2 separate regions of the Homo sapiens genome follow, and region 1 is linked to region 2. A link is a loop called in an ENCODE intact Hi-C map of the cell type or tissue named here. Cell type or tissue: HepG2. All regions are shown on one strand. Links, peaks and the distances in the headings refer to the core of each region. The heading gives the core; the rest is flanking DNA. Region 1 has its middle 6.5 kb from the start of PRLR. Region 2 overlaps PRLR (prolactin receptor).

Region 1 (8,976 bases), core at 439-8,438, 52 kb before region 2:
AGAGATATTAACAATCCCATGTTCCTTGTGCATGATTCACAATAGCCGAGATATGGAAACAACCTAAATGTCCCTCAATGGATGAATAAAGAAAACGTGGCATATATATACAATGGAATACTGTTCGGCCTTGAAAAAAGAAAAAAGAAGAAGAAAATCCTGCCATATGTGACAATATGGATGAACCTGGAGGATTTTATGCTAAGTGAAATAAGCCAGTCACAGAAGGACAAATAATGCATGATCACATTTATATGAGGTTTTCTAAAATATTCAAACTCACAGGAGCTGAGAGTACAATGGTGATTGCCAGAGGCTGTTGGGACAAAAGAAAGGGGAATTTTGTTCAACAGGTAGAAAGTTTCAGTTATGAAAGATGAATAAGTTCTAGAGATCTGCTGTACAACATTGTGCCTATATTTAACAGTACTGTATTGTACACTTACAATTTTGTTAAGAGGGACGATCTCATGTTAAATGTTCTTATTACAATTAAAAAAAAACAAAGAATATTCACTACATATCAGAGACCTCATTGGAAATTTACCTGACAGTGTGTTCTCAGTCATATGATTCTTCAGTGTTACAATCTGGTAAGTGGAATTTGTGACATCAGCCTGCCCTTATATCTCCCCTAACAAGTTAGAGTTGGAGACGCCCATAAATTTGAGTCAGTTTCCCTGGGTGCCAATTGGAGACTTCAGGAAGAACATTCACTTTACAGTCACTTGGGGTTTAGGAACTCTGGCACTAGAGCAGCACTTCTCAAACTTTTACATACATGTAATCACCTGGAGTTCTTGTTAAAAATCAGATTCTGATCCAGTGACTCTGAGGTGGAGCCAGGTGTTGGTTCTCATTTCCAACAAACTCTCAGGTGGTGCTTCTGGATCCAGCTCTGGGTTGTGAAGCACTAGACCACTGGCCTTTGAACCCTTGTGTCCGTCAAGTGCTGGGCTAGCTGCATAAGAGTCTTCTGGGAAAACATATCAAATACAATTGCCTAGGCTCTTCTTCCCCAGGGACACATATTGAATAGGCCTGCAATGGGGCCTTGGAATTTGCATTTTAATGGCCACCTCATGTTATTCTGATGCACAGCTATGTTTGAGAATTATGGCTCTAAAGCAAAGCTCTCCAAGAAAGAAGTACATACCTAGGTATACAAGATGATCCAGTGAGTTGAAGTATGAAAATAATATAGTAGTTATTTGGGGTATTTTTTCTAAGAAAGAAACTAATCTTTACTGGTATTTAGATTGACAATAGTGCCTTCACTGAGTTCTCAAATTAGCTCAACACAAGTTCTGGAAACTACACAAGATAATCTCCAGAATCAAAAAGAGTTCAGCAAACACACAGGGGTTGCCATGGTACCTCCACTGCTTGATTGCCATTTATGTGCTACAGGTTTTCATCAATGCAGTTTATTTTATAAAAGCAAGACCTTTAGAATATGCAACTTGACAAAATAGGGAGTGAGTATGAAAATGTCTGGTACCACACAGAAGTTTCTTGTTTAATTCATGACGAAGTAGTAAAAAAGTTGTTGGATTTAAAAATGAGTTGTCCATTTCCTTTTACAAAACGATAATTGTTCCCAAAGTGTAAATCTCAAATGCATGATGCTGAGTGAAAGAATGCTACATACTGTACAATTCTACTTACATGGCAGCCTGGAAAAGGGAAACTATAAGGATAGAGAACAGATTAATGGTTGCCAGGGGACAGGGTAGGGACAGGGTTTGGCTACGCAGAAGCATGAGCGTATTTTGAGGGGCCGGGCTGCGGGGCGGTGGGGTGTGCGGGAGTAATGAAACCATTCTACACCTACATTGTGATGGTTATGTGACTTTTTGCATTTGTCAAAGCTCCTAGAGATATACACTAATGAGTATGAATTTTATAGCAAGTTACACCCTAAAAACATTCACTTAAAAAAAAGTAAGTTTTGCTGAACAAAAAGAAAATTTCTACCACCTTTCATGCAGTATATTTTTCAGCCATAATAGGTGTAAAACTAAAAACTGAAAATAAACTAAACTTAGAACCAGATCTGCATATCACTGTGTCTCAAAGTGTTAAGCCAACATCTTTTTTTTAAAAAAAAGCATACTTAATCACATTATTCTCATTAAAATTTTGATAATTAATAATTTCAGAACTAAATGGTTTATACCATTAAAAATAAAATTATTTATTTATTATTTTAAATAATTTTGACTTTTATTTTAGATTCGGGAGTACGTGTGCAGGTTTGTTACATGGATGTATTGCATGACACTGAGGTTTGGGGTATGAATGATCACGTCATCCAATGAGCGCAGTACCGAATAGGTAGTTTTCAGTCCTTGCCCCGCTCCTTCCCTTCCCTTCTAGAATTCCTCATTGTCTATTGTTCCTATCTTTACGTCCATGCATACTCAAAGTTTAGCTCCCACTTATAATAGAGAACATGAGGTATTTGGTTTTCTGTTCCTGCATTAATTTGCTTAGGATAATGGCCTCCAGCTGCATCCATCTTACTGCCAAGTACATGATTTGGGGTTTTTATGGCTGTGTAGTATTCCATGGTCAAATTTTTGTTTCATCTTATTTCATTCTTTTAAAATTTCTACTTTCATTCATTTATAATACAGTAGTACATATATATAATTTATGACTAAAAATACATATGTATTTGGAAAGGCATGCTAAAAATGATTTTACTGCTAAGATGATAAACAGAAAACTTTGGAGGTCACTTCTCTAGAAAATAACTCTTCAAAATTTAATGTACGTAGGAACTACCTAGGGATCTTGTTAAAATATAAAGTCTGATGCAGCAGGAAGTCTCTCACCAGATCAAATGCTGGCACCTTGATCTTGGACTTCCCAGTCTCCAGGACTGTGAGAAATAAATTTATGTTCTTTATAAATTAAAGAAAAAATACAAAGTCTGATTCACAAAGTAGGGATGGGGTCTGAGATCTTGCATTTCTAATAAGATTATGATTAATCTAATAAGTTGAAATCATTTGTTTTGGTTTAAACTAATTACCAAGTCAATTCATTCTAATACCTTCCGGGTTCACTCATAGACTAGGCCTAGGGTTAAAATGATAATTAGTATGATGCCAGTGCACCTGGCCCTAAGACTATACTTTGAATAGCAGGACTCAGACCACAGTAGCCCGAAGACATCTATGCAGCTATTATAGAGACTAACAACTGCTGCATTTGATTCAGCAGACTCAGTTTTCCCTCTTTGGGTTTGGGAGACATGAATTCTTATCAGTCAATAGGCCAGCTCTCTTAGCATCTTCCCATGGAGCAAATGATTCCCATTCCCATGCTCATAAAAGCTGATTTTACTTAGGTCACTGCTTATCCACCAGCGTGGGTTTCCTTAGAAGGAAGGACACATTGTCTAATAATAGCAGTGCCTTATATTTACACATGGTTTATAATTAACCAAATGTCAACTCATATCAGCCTCACAATGACCTTTGGAGGTAGAACAAAGCAGATGTATTATAAACCCATTTGCAAGTGCTACATGACAGAAGCAAGCACAGTGCTTTCTTTCAGAGTTGGAGTGATCAGGCAAAGCTTTAAGAAGAAAGTACCATGGAGTCTGAAGATCAAGAATGGGTAAGGTTTTTAGATGAAGGGTGGGAAATAACATTCCAAGAAGAGAGGATGGATTCAAACACACTGTAGATATGTATTGAGCTACTACTACTCTAAAGCCCAATGAAATCAGCAGGAGTAAAGATGTTCTAACTTTATTCTGTGGGAAGTAGATGCCATTAAAAATTTTTAATTCAGGGACTAATGTAATCAAGTTTACCATGAAAGCATTTGAGTTTGATGTAGGCAAGACTGGTGAAGATGAGTCCAGCCAGGGGGGCTATTGAAGAGGAAGAAGTAAAAAATGATGAAGGCACAAATTGAGGCAATAACAGTGGAAGGGACAAAAATATTTAAGGACTTCATTCCTTTTTTTTTTTTTATTATACTTTAAGTTTTAGGGTACATGTGCACATTGTGCAGGTTAGTTACATATGTATACATGTGCCATGCTGGTGCGCTGCACCCACTAACTCGTCATCTAGCATTAAGTATATCTCCCGATGCTATCCCTCCCCCCTCCCCCCACCCCACAACAGTCCCCAGAGTGTGATATTCCCCTTCCTGTGTCCATGTGATCTCATTGTTCAGTTCCCACCTATGAGTGAGAATATGCGGTGTTTGGTTTTTTGTTCTTGCGATAGTTTACTGAGAATGATGATTTCCAATTTCATCCATGTCCCTACAAAGGACATGAACTCATCATTTTTTATGGCTGCATAGTATTCCATGGTGTATATGTGCCACATTTTCTTAATCCAGAAGGACTTCATTCCTAATTGGATGTAGAGTGTAACAGAGAGAACACTGACAGTTGAAGCCATAAAAAAAAAATAATAAGCTTTTATATCTCAAGGCCCATAAACAAGTGCATGCCCTTTGACCTAGTTGGGCCTCACCTGGTGTTTTAGACAAAGGAAATTAATTCCCAAAGGCAACTTTTTTTTCTACACTTCCCATAAGTATGTTTATTACAGCATTATTTATAAGAGTAAAAATTTGGGAACAATCTAAATGTTCATAATATAGAATGATTACATAAATTATTGTGCAAAAAGATTATAATGATAAGATTACATTAAAAAATTGAAGGATACTTTTAAAAAGATATAAATAGATATATTTCCTGGATGGGAAGAATTAATGCCCTAACAATATCAATTTTTCTCAAATTAATATATAAATGTAATGTAATGCCAAAAAAAGATTTTGAATTGAACAAATTGACCCTAAAATTTTATGAAAAAATAAATATAGTGGACTTATCAAGACAATTTCAAAAGGAAAGTGACAGTGTGCTTTGCACTAACAGGTATTGTACTGTTTTTACAGTTACAGTAAACAAAAGTCTATATTTTTGGCATATAAATAGGCATCTCAAAGAAACAGAGTAGTGTCCCGAATTCATATAAATATATATCAAAATGTAACACATGATATGTGACACTAGAAATCAGTGGAGAAATTATGAATTTTTCTATAAGGGGTAAAATTAAAAATAAAATTCAGGAGAAAATTAACTGTCTACCTTATGTAATAGTTAAAGATCTATTAAAAAAAAAACAATTTAACAGAGTTAATTGCAAAGAAGCAATACAAAAAACCCAAAAGCTGTAACAGAAAATAATTGACAGATTTGAGTACATGAAAATTAAAAACTTTTGTGCAATGAAACAGTCCATAAACAATATCAAAGGAAGCCTGACAGGCACAAATGTTTGCTATACATTGAACAAAGTGTTAGTATGTTTAATAATAAAAGAGATGCCAAAAATTAATTTTAAAAAATATGGAGGCCAGGCACGGTGGCTCACGCCTGTAATCCCAGCACTTTGGGAGGCTGAGGTTGGTGGATCATGAGGTCAGGAGATTGAGACCATCCTGGCTAACACGGTGAAACCCCGTCTCTACTAAAAATACAAAAAATTAGCCGGGTGTGGTGGCAGGCGCCTGTAGTCCCAGCTACTCAGGAGGCTGAGGCAGGAGAATAGCGTGAACCTGGGAGGCAGAGCTTGCAGTGAGCCGAGATTGCACCACTGCACTCCAGCCTGGGCAACAGTGCAAGATTCCATCTGAGAAAAAAAATATATATATATACGGGCCAGGTGTGGTGGCTCACAACTGTAATCCCAGCACTTTGGGAGGCCGAGGTGGGCGAATCAGGAGGTCAGGAGTTCAAGACCAGCCAGGCCAACATGTGAAACCCTGTCTCTATTAAAAACAGAAAGAAATGCTGGTCGTGGTGGTGGGCACCTGTAATCCCAGCTGCTCAGGAGGCTGAGGCAGGAAAATTGCTTGAACCTGGAAAGTGGAGATTGCAGTGAACCGAGATCATGCCACTGCACTCCAGCCCAGGTGACAGTGCAAGACTCCATCTCAAAAGAAAAACAGGCATAAGATTGAACAGCCACAACATAAGAGAAAAAGTCAAAATATAATAAGCACATGAACTCAACCTTGAAGGCAATCAGAACACTGTGAATTAGAACAACAATGAGCTATCATATTTTGCTTATCAGACTAGCAAGATAAGATTGATAAAGTCCAGTGCTAGCAAAAATGTGAGTAAACATCCTTGGTAAGAGTGGACACTGAAACATTTGTGGATAAAAATTGGAGGTATATATGAAAATTTAAAATGTTCCTACCCTGTGGCTCAGTAATCTCATTTCTAGGGCTTTCTCCAACAACATATTTGGAGAGCAATTTGGTAGCTATCAAAATTTTAATGTTCATTCTCTTTGAGCCAACCAAGTCATTTATTTTTTATTTTATTTATTTATTTATTTATCTATTTATTTTTTTGAGACACAGTCTCAATCTGTTGCCCATGCTGGAGTGCCATGGCACTATCTCGGCTCCCTGCAACCTCTGCCTCCCAGGTTCAAGCGATCCTCTGGCCTCAGCCTCCCTAGCAGCTGGGACTACAGGCGTGCACCACCACTCCTGGCTAATTTTTGTATTTTTAGTAGAGAGAGGGTTTCACCATGTTGGGCAAGCTGGTGTGGAACTCCTGACCTCAGGTGATCTGCCTGCCTTGGCCTTCCAAAGTGTTGGGATTACAGGCAGACGCGAGCCAACCTGCCTGCCAATCAGGCCATTCTAAGTATCTATCCTAAAGTCCATGCAAAGACAATCCTAGCAGCACTTCTTAAAATAAAAAGCTGGAATTACTAAAGACCTAACAATGGAAGAATGGTAGAATATATTACAAACTATGTAACCATTAAAAAAAAATGGAGTAAATCTATACATAGTTACCTGGAATATGTGATTTCATTAAGTTTAAAAAAGAAAAGTCACAGAAATTATTGCATTTTGAATTTTTAAAATATTTGCATGTGCATACAGAGACATGACTATATACACATGTAAAAAAGGAGGCAACCACCAATACGTCAATGGTGGTTACCTCTGAGACAGGATTAGATGAAGGAAGGAGGATGTGTGATTTGGAAGTACTATATTTTACTGTATAGATAAAGATGTAGATTTCTTTTTAACAGTGCTAGGATTTGGGGTAGTTTTTTAATCTTTGGATATTTTTAGCAGTTTTCTATTTTTTTTCTAAAGAAAGAAACATAGTTCTCCCACATATGGACATGCCATTCTTCTGAGGATGCTTAAGTTGACCCCAGGAGGAGCCCTAGCTGCTGTTCCCCATTAGAGGCCCCTTTTCAGCAGGAAGTAGCCAGAAAGAGTCCTTGCCCAAAACCCCCTAACAGCAGTTAGTGTGATATCGCCACAGGGAGGAATGTGGCATGAGTTATCAAGAAATTATTTTAGGCAGATAGAGAGTAAAAGGGGTCCTTGGGAAGTTTTCATTTTTTAAAGTATCTCCAGAAAAGTTTCTTGTAAAACCCCGGCTTTTAGAGCCAGGCGGGCAACCTTTGATATGCAAACCTAGGCCATTAGAAACTGGGTTCACCCAAACATGCCGATTCCAGGGACCTTCTTGCCCTTGCCCCACATGTTCCTGGCAACATGGCCGCCCCCACATATCCCTATTTGTGTAGAACATCATGGCGCCCCGCATTTGCATATTAAAAGGCTAGAGTGGGAGGGCCAGCTCTTTCATGGGCTACGTGAATTACGTGCCTAGTCAAACCAATCCCCTGAGCCCTAGGCAAATCAAACACCGCCTCCTCCAGCCTCTGCTTATATACCTGGCTGGTATCCGCAGCAAGTGGGGACTTACTCTTTTGGCTTTGGAGCGCCCCCCTCCCTCTGTCTCTGTACAGGGAAGCTTCTTCTTTCTTCCTTCTCCCTTTCCTTCTTGACCCTTCTTGCCTATTAACCTCTCCACTCCTTAAAACCAAAAAAAAAAAAAAAAAAAAAGAAATGTGGTTCTCAAAGAAGACAAATGAAGTAGCAATGATAAAACTCCTTCCCTATTTGAGAAGGAGGAGAGAGAAAAGGAGCCACGGCAGAAACCAACAGAGGAATGCCACAGACAGAGGGGAGGCTCCCGCCAGAGGATGGCAGAGGCCTGGAAGCCAAGGCGTGAGAACTTCAAGAGGAGGAAGTGAACCGAAGCCCAGTGCTGCAGAGAGGCCTGGAGGGCCCTCCCAGAGAGCAGCCAGTGAGTGGTAGTGATGAAAGCCAGGTGCAAAGAATTCAAGGGAGCCATTTTCCACCCTGCCTGTGCATTTTTGTAAAAACAGAGAAGTCAGAGCCCCATTCTAAACCTCCTGCATTAGAAGCTCTGCAAGTGACACCCAGACACAGTACATTTTAAACACTCAGGTGATTCTTGTTCACAGCCAAGGTTGAGAACCAGTGAGTTAAGGCACTGAGAGGGAAGTAAGTAAGGAAAGCTGGTGTGCGTAAGTCATTCTTTCACTAAGATTGGCAGGTAAAGAAATGAGTGAATTAAACTGTAAAGCCATCAAAAGGGTCAAAGAAGATGTAGAAGTTGTAGGTTGAGATAAAGAAGCCTATGGGGCAGAAAAGATTAAATATGCAAGAAAGGTAGAGGAAAGGGGAAGGAAAGAAAGGAACTTGATGTTTCTAGACTTTGTTAGATGGCACACATTTTACATATGCCATCACCATTATTATTCATTTGACTGGATTTTTGAGGCACATGCTACTGTGTCCAATTTACAGTGAGAAACCAAGAATAGCAAGGACCTAACCCAGTGCCAGTGCTGGGCTCTTCCTCTGCATCAGGCTGAGAAGCAAGGTCTTGGAGGAAGTAAACGGATATGGAGTCCAGGACTCAGGTAGGGAGTCAGCTTGCAAAGGACGAACACGTCCGCTAAGACAGAGATGCAGAAATGAACTAGAGGAGGACATCAGTAAAGAAGCTGTGAAGCTGGAGCACATCAGTGCATAGAGAGAAGGAGATAGTCAAAGAACCAC
Region 2 (8,000 bases), core at 1-8,000:
TTCCAAAAAACACCACGTTCTGAGGTCCTGGGTGTTGGGATTTCAACGTATGAATTTGGGGTGGGAGGGCACAATTCAACCCAAACATTACCTAATAAAGTTTTCAACAGTAAGTAAATGAGTTAACTCCTGGAAAGCATTTAAAACAGTGTCTGACATTCAGAAAGCTCTCAGTAAACGTTACATTATGCTGGGTATAAATAAAAAGCTCCCAGGACAGTGGACGGCATTGAGATTCCACCGGTTTGTATTAGTGTGGCCTCGCCAGTAATTTACATCTTCTATCTTTTTTGGTTGGTCAGGGCTTAAGCCATACCAGGTAAATATTTTGAATAATACTCCTAGCTAAAAGGTGCAAGGAGTAGATACTGTGGGTTCTGATTTTTCTTTCCCGTTCTCCAAGCTGTGTACACAGAACCATGCAAGTCGCCCCAACCAGGGAAAAACAACTGCCATTTCTTTTAAAGGGGAACCAATGAAGGTCTTGTCCTGATGAGCTCACAAAAGCAAACTTCTCCATGTCTGTCGCTCACTCAGTGGGCTGAAGCAGAGCCTTCACGCTAAGCTTTGGAGACAAAGCTTCTTAGAGAATGTGCAACGTGGGCTGATCCCAGGCTGCCCAAGGAGCAGCTGACGAGTGTAAAAGTGTTTGCTCACCGATTAGAATCAGTCCTTTAAAAAATAAATAAGGTATGTTGATCTTTTATGTGATGATTAAACAAATCAGATGGCCCAAAATGAATTCCAGGTAAAGAGGAATAAAATATCAGAAGGCAAGCTGCTGAAATTAGCAAGAGCTGAACTCGAAAAGCCCGACTTTCCAGGCACGGCTAGTTTCTTCCTAGCAAGTTCCTGACGGAGCTGGGTGGCTGCCCCAGGTGACTGCAGTAGCAGGAGATTAAGGAGACAGCACCTGCCTGACAAAAAAGGTTGCTGACACAATAGGCCAAAGTTAAATTGAGCTGCCAAGGGAAAATGATTGGGGATATGCAGTTAACAGTTGAGGGAGATACCAGAAGAATTTGTGTCCACAGAGAGATTTTGATGGGGCTGACTTTGCCGCTGACCGACTCACCTCAGAAGCATGGACTCCCTTACCTCCAAGTCCAAGGCAATGGGGCTCTCTCCCTCTTGCCTCTTGAATTCCTGCATCTCATTTCACTGGGTAAACAGGGAGGCTCCTGTGCTCCAGCAGGAAAACCCTGGACTGGGAAGCAGGATGTCTACTCTGATCCTGCTGCCCCAAAGCTATGCGGCTTCAGACAAGTGGTTTGACCTTTCTGGGCTCAGTTTCCTTGATTTTCACTATTATTTGAAGGGCTTGGGGTCATGGAAATCATGAACTCTTCACACTGAGAGGAATCTTCATAATCCATTTTGTAGATAAGGAACCTAAGGCTGAAGAGGTCAGGGGCTTGCACCCAGCCATAGAGCTAAATGAGGGGCAAAGAACCTAGAACTCTGGCGTCTTGACTCCCACCTGGGACACATTTTATCAGTAATAGTGAGCTCTCATCTGTTGATAGTGTTAGAATTCTCACATTTACTCCCCATAACAACCTTCTTCTTCTTTTTTTTTTTTTTAAACGGAGTTTCTCTCTGTCACCCAGGCTGGAGTGCAGTGGCGTGATCTCGGCTCACTACAACCTCTGCCTCCAGGGTTCAAGCTATTCTTCAGCCTCAGCCTCCCTAGTAGCTGGGAATACAGGCATGCACCATGAAGCCTGGTTAATTTTTGTATTTTTAGTAAAGATGGGGTTTCACCATGTTGGCCAGACTGGTCTCAAACTCCTGACCTCAAGTGGTCCACGTGCCTCAACCTCCCAAAGTGCTGGGATCACAGGTGTAAGCCACCATGCCTGACCAGCACCCTTCTGAAGTAGGCACTCTTATACCCATTTTACTGATCAGGAGACCGGCTTGCCCAGGATCCTGCAGCTACTGAATAGAGGGGCCAGAACTTTGCTGGTTTGGTGCGCTTCCTGGTACACACCAGCTGCCTCCAATCTCCCTTTGATAATCCTAGCCACATGCCACCGCGGGTGCTCTAGTGTAGGCTGGCACCAACCCCACCCAGCAAGAGCCAGGATCTGCTTCTTGAGGGCAGGCAGGTTTATCACACAGCGGGGTGCAGAAGAGTAGTATTCATCTTCCTAGTGTAACCACTTATAACTACTTTTCAGTGAATCAAATAGATTTTTAAGCAAGAACATTGTAAAAATCTGCTTAATCAAGGGTGGAGCAAAATGAGTTAGCCAGGGCCACCCTAGCTCAGATGGGGTGGTAGCTGCCTCTGCTCCACAATGAGGTATTTACACTTGCTCCCCACCCTCTCCTTTGCCCCATTATCTTTTAGTTAAAGGGCCAGGTGCACCAGAACACAGGTGCCTTGAGTAGCACCAGCACCTCTCAGGGTCATAGGGAAGAGCTGTTTCCTCTGGGTAAACTGAGGCCTCAATAAGGCATAAATGCCTTCTCTGGGTGAAGAAGATATGCCCTCTAAGATCTCTCCAGGGTGAATCTAGAATAAGTTGTAGTCTAGATGGCTTGGCAGCACTAGCCAGTGTGACAGTAAGTCTTGATGAACATCAGTCAGCGTCATGCTGAGGGACAACCTCGAGGAGAGGGAATGTGTACTTGTTACAACAGCACACCCAATAGAAATAGCATGTAAGCTACAAATGTAACTTTATATTTTCTAGCAAAAAAAAATTTTTTTAAAGAAACCAGTGCAATTCATTTTAATAGATCTTATTTGTTTCAATATATCCCAAATATTGTCCTTTCAATGTGTGATAATATAGTTATTAGTGAGATATTTTCCATTCCCTTTTTCATACAAAGTCTTTGATACTCAGTGTGTATTTCACTCTGACAGTGCACCTCAATGTGGTGCAATAGGCGAGGGTCTATGTGGTACATCCCGTGCCCAGTGTGCACTTAAAGGCTGTAGATCCATATATGGCGACTGTCTCCTAGATAGATGAGCCCAGCAAGGCTCAGTGGGTGTTTTGAGGTCCATGGTCTCTCAGGTCCCGTTCCACCCCGACATTCGACGAATCAGAGAACACTAATATGGTTGGGAACACTTTTATCTTGCTCCCCATAGTCTGAACAGAAAGAGACGCCACAGAATACAATCACGACTCTCTCCCTCCTACGGACTCCCTCCCCACAAGCAATCAATGGGCTGGTCTCAGACAAAGACACCTAGTCAAGGCTGGTGAAACCTGCTCTATTTCCTAGTAGGCCTCCACCTGTAATTCTCAGCAGTTTGTGTGTATAGATAGAATTCCTGCCTTCTACTAATGTGACTGTTCCTGCTCAGAGATCTAGAGTTAATTATTAGCAAATTCACAGTGAACCAGAGCTAGGTCTTGCTGTAAGGCTCCTGTGTTTTTTAGAAGTACGTTGCCATGGGGATTTTTGTCCCCACTGGGTTCCTCCTCAGGACCCCAGACAGATAGATACACAAACCCTGGGCCCATAATTTTAGTTAGAAAAGGCCCAAGCCTAGAACCTCAGGGAACTCATTTGGAAGCTTTTTTTTTTTAGGAAACTTACCTTTCCTATTTGACATCTCAATCAAACAGGTGTTTGGGGAGAATAAAAGCATACTACCTTAGAAGGGACTGGGGTCATCTGGCCAGACTTGTGGAATAAAGAGAATTTCATTCCTTGTATAAAATAACTCTAAATAATGGTAAGCTCTTAGGAGACTTGATCTACTGGCTACATATACCCACTATGAAATTAACACATTCTGGAATTTAGATGGAAGAATATGGAAATTGGTCCTTCTCAGTGTATGGACGAAGCATCAGAAATGAAGAGAAGGGCCAAGCCTAGAGAGCAAAACTAAAGACTCACTGGTCTGTGGGCTTCCTGCCCAAGGAGAGCTGAAAGCTAAAGGATGCTTCACAATGTCCTACAAGTTGTTTTTCTAAAGTCCTTCCAGCGGTTGAAACTGTGTTTATGCAAAACAAAACTTTCCTTTGTTGCTATAATCTAGAGGTGGACTTTGGCTTAAGTCATGCCAAAATATTATCATTCTAAACCAGTAACACCTATATTTGTTGAGCATTTACTATATGTGTGGCACTATGCTAAACTTAACTACCCCTTTTCCTCATGTGTAACAGTCAGGTGACTTCACAGCTGCCTTGTGGATACTTGTGTTATTTGAAAGATTGCATAAACACATGTAAAATGCTTAGAAGTCTACCACCTCATCTTACCTACAGCTTTGGTGAGTCCCTGCTTTGGCCAAGTAGAATCATTCCCTGTGAGGAGGGGAAGAGGATAAGAAACAGGCAGAGTTGACCTTACAGGTAGACACAACAGGCGAGGGTCCATGTGGTGCAATGGATCCCATGCACATGCCTGATTCAGTCATTCTAGTTGAGTAGGATTGTCTGGTTGGTTGTTATTATTTTGTTTTTTGTTTGTTTCTTTCTTTTGTTTTATAAGATGGAGTCTCACTCTGTCGCCTAGGCTGGAGTGCAGTGGCTCAATCTCGGCTCACTGCTGCAACCTCTTCCTCCCGGGATCAAGCAATTCTCCTGCCTCAGCCTACCGAGTAGCTGGGGCTACAGGGGCATGCCACCACACCTGGCTAATGTTTTGTATTTTAGTAGAAATGGGGTTTCACCGTGTTGCCCAGGCTGGTCTCAAACTCCTGAGCTCAGGCAATCCTCCCACCTCAGCCTCCCAGAGTGCTAGGATTACAGACGTGAGCCACCGTGCCTGGCCAGTTTTTATCTTGAAAGCTTAAGGGTCTCCCACTTAAATTCAAATACTCTTCTGAGGATAACCTTTTAATCAGCCAACTATCATGAATCTCAATTATCAGGAATTCCAGTTATTCCAATTATCAGGAATTCTTTATATCATCCCAGGAATCTAAAAGAGCAAGGTCTTATAGGTAAGGGCAAACTTTCTGATGCCTTGGAATTCAGACCCTAAGTAGAGATGGTCATTTGACATCTAGTCTGATCGACTGTAGAGTTACTTCTATACAAATAAATTCAAGTTATCACAGGGTTTCTTTCAGTTGGGGACAATACTTTGAAAACTTTTAGGCTCTGAATGAATAACTTGGCAAAAGAAAATGTTAGGGTCCTTCAAATACCATACTTGTTGTGGTTTTCTCACAGATACACCAGTCTATAACCCTGAGGTTTCAACACTCCACTCAGTTGTGGGCTTTTTATCTAAATCAAAACTATCACATGCCCACATGTGCATCTGCAGCCAACCACAAATGATCTAACAGGACCAGATTTCACTGGAGCTCTGTGACCCTTCTCCCAGTGTGAACTGAAGGGAAAAAAACCTGGAGCCTAAGGGACTCCCTTTTCCGTGTCCTGAAGACCACTGGCTTTGGTTAAGCCAATATGATGGGCTCATTGAGAGAGAGACTCAGGACCTCGGATCATGCCACACTCTCTGGCCCCAGAAGGCATACCACAGGCTGCCAGCTTTGTTGGAGAACCTGAGACTTAAGGCCAGGATATATCAAGAGCCCTGTACCCAGTTCTGTGATGTCTTAATACCTTTGACAAGAGACATTGGCAACTCACTGGGTGTCCATTGGGGGGCGACAAGGAAACAGACTGATGAAACCAGAGAATGTGACAACTAATTACATGTTGTTTCCTGTAGAAGAGAAATTCTCAGAGGAACGTGGTGACTGTCTGTTCTTTAATGGACTGTCATATGAAAGCAGGAGAAGGAGATTCTTCCTTACTCCAAATGACAAAACTAGGAGCAGTGAAATGAGCTTATAAGGTGGCCGGGTTTTTCTAGCAATTGGAGCTCTCTGCAGTGAGTGGACACTTGGCAGGGTAGTGCCTACTCCGCATTTGATGTGTTCACACCACGGCTAGAAGTAGGTGTCGCAACTTCCAGTTGAAGAGGGAATTCTTTTCCTTGGGTGGGAGAGGGGCTAGAGAACGTCTCAGGTTGTTGCTAACTATGAGCATGGTTTTATAATTGTTTAAAAGTGGGTAAACAAGAAGAGTGTGTTTATGGTGTCTGTATTCCACAAACTATTATTTCCCACATTAACTGTTTCATATATGGAAAATCTGAGAAACAGGAATGCTAACAAGGTTGCAGTATAATTTAAAAATACTTCTGAGAGATCATTGTATCCCAAAGGCAGTGCCCAGTGAGGTTAAGAGCGTGGTTTGTGGAATCTGAGCCCACAGGGGTTTAAATCCTGCCTCTGCCCTTCTTAGATTCTGTGAACTTGGACAGATTCCCTCACTTATTTAAGACTTCACTTTTCAGCCCTTGAGATCCCACCTGCTCAATTATCTAAATGAAATCTATCACTGTGGAAACAGCAAAGGCCTCCTGCTGTTGAGCAAAATGTTTTCCAGTCCTTTGTTTCTGTGTGAAATAAAGCAGCTCCATCCCAGTGCTAAATGATCAACTGCATATGACAGAATGAGCTTATTTCATGCTCCCAGTAAATACAAGACCATAGACTACTCTGGATGGTAGTTTAAGTTTAAGATGAAATTGCTTCTTCTGATTGCCTTCTTCTTTATTGCTTCTTTCTCTGTTGTTCCTTCCTTCTCTTGTTTATAACACTAACAGTCAAATCTATCTGTGTGGAAATCTATCTGCTATATAGAACGCTACATCACAATTTACAGAGGGGAAAATATTTTTGTCGGCAGTAACATTTCACTGGAAGAGGCACTATTTGGCCACCTAACTCTGGGATTTAGGCTCAGGTAGAATCAGTGCCTCAGTTTCTTTAGGTCAGCCATTATGAGTTGTTCCTTATTTGACCTAGCACATATATAGATGGTGGTTAAATTTAGCAAAATTCTCTTCACAAAGGTTTCATTTGTCTGGAAGACTCTAAGTACTGATCTGGTCAGAGTACCATCAAAGCCCCTTGTTTGTCATGAGACCGTGGACCAACATGTTAGTCTTTCTCATGTAAAAAAAAAAATCATCAACAAATGCAGTGGGAGTTGGTAGTCATGAGTTTGAGGTAGTACAATATCCTTAAAGTACACACTCAATCATGTGTGATAATTGGCCAACTCTACCTAACAACAGTTGAAGACCTCCAAACAGCTATCAGGACTACTGGAATCATGTCTCCAGAAGAACCTGGAGAAACATTCACATTTGTGTGGACCAAGGAGGAAAGCAACCCAGACGACTTCTACTTAGAAGCACAGGCACATAGAGCCTGTGTTATTGGCACAGGTATTTCTCTCCTAAGAGCCTTTTCTGCTTAAGAAGGCTTGAGGATCTATTCCCATTAATCATAAAAAAGGGATTTGCTGGGCTAAATTATTTTAGCCTCCTCTTTATGCCTTACTTCACAAAGAATTGCAGTTAATCTGTAAATGAGTTCTGATGTTATGAAAATTGGATATGGCAAATTGTGTTATTAAGTCTATTAAGGGATGAAGAAGGACTCTTCTAAAAGAATAACGTAGTCTGAGTGGCAGCTCTCACTTAATAGACATCTACCTAGAAATGTTTCTGAACTTAATGGACACATGATATAATTCAAAATTAATATAAGCACACAGCACCTCTCCCCATAACCTTATTGAAATTAAGGGTTCCAAATCATTCTTCTCTCCCTTTTACTTCACCTGCAACATGTGGCTCACCCTTCTTTAGACTAAGAGCTAAACTCTAATGCCTAGTTAATGTAAAACAATGCCAGGATTATTAAGCATGATTCTGATAAGTTTTAACCCCTAATGAGATTATCCTTGGTTAAATAAATTGAATGGCTAGTGGAATTCCAATGTAAAGTCAGCAGAGGTTAGCTGGTTGCTAGATATTTAACTATACATACCAGGAAGCTATGAGGACAAATTTCCATTTGCACAGAGCCTTGAGAATTGGCCATTTTAGGACTAAATGTGCTGCTCATTACTTTTACTCAAGGACATACTAATGACCAATATATGTTTAAATACCTACTATGTACAACTGCTTTCAAAAACACTTTCAAT

The links. Peaks named below come from ENCODE experiments on the same cell type or tissue, not always from the same donor. Only the 100,000 strongest peaks of a DNase experiment are listed, where the experiment ranks them.
Region 1: it touches region 2 in a loop (9-fold over the local background); 2 of 110 quality-filtered maps call a loop at or near these places.

The regions. Positions count from the first base shown.
Region 1 is chr5:35,232,484-35,241,459 of GRCh38, reverse strand. No RefSeq gene overlaps it. Among named protein-coding and RNA genes, the nearest start is that of PRLR, 6.5 kb to the right of the region's middle. In HepG2, for the core only: no CTCF peak of the experiment used is centred there; a DNase peak (open chromatin) is centred at 3,489.
Region 2 is chr5:35,180,984-35,188,983 of GRCh38, reverse strand. The region is part of intron 1 of PRLR (prolactin receptor); the gene reads left to right. Among named protein-coding and RNA genes, the nearest start is that of PRLR, 46 kb to the left of the region's middle. In HepG2, for the core only: a CTCF peak has its summit at 5,591; DNase peaks (open chromatin) are centred at 3,283 and 5,593.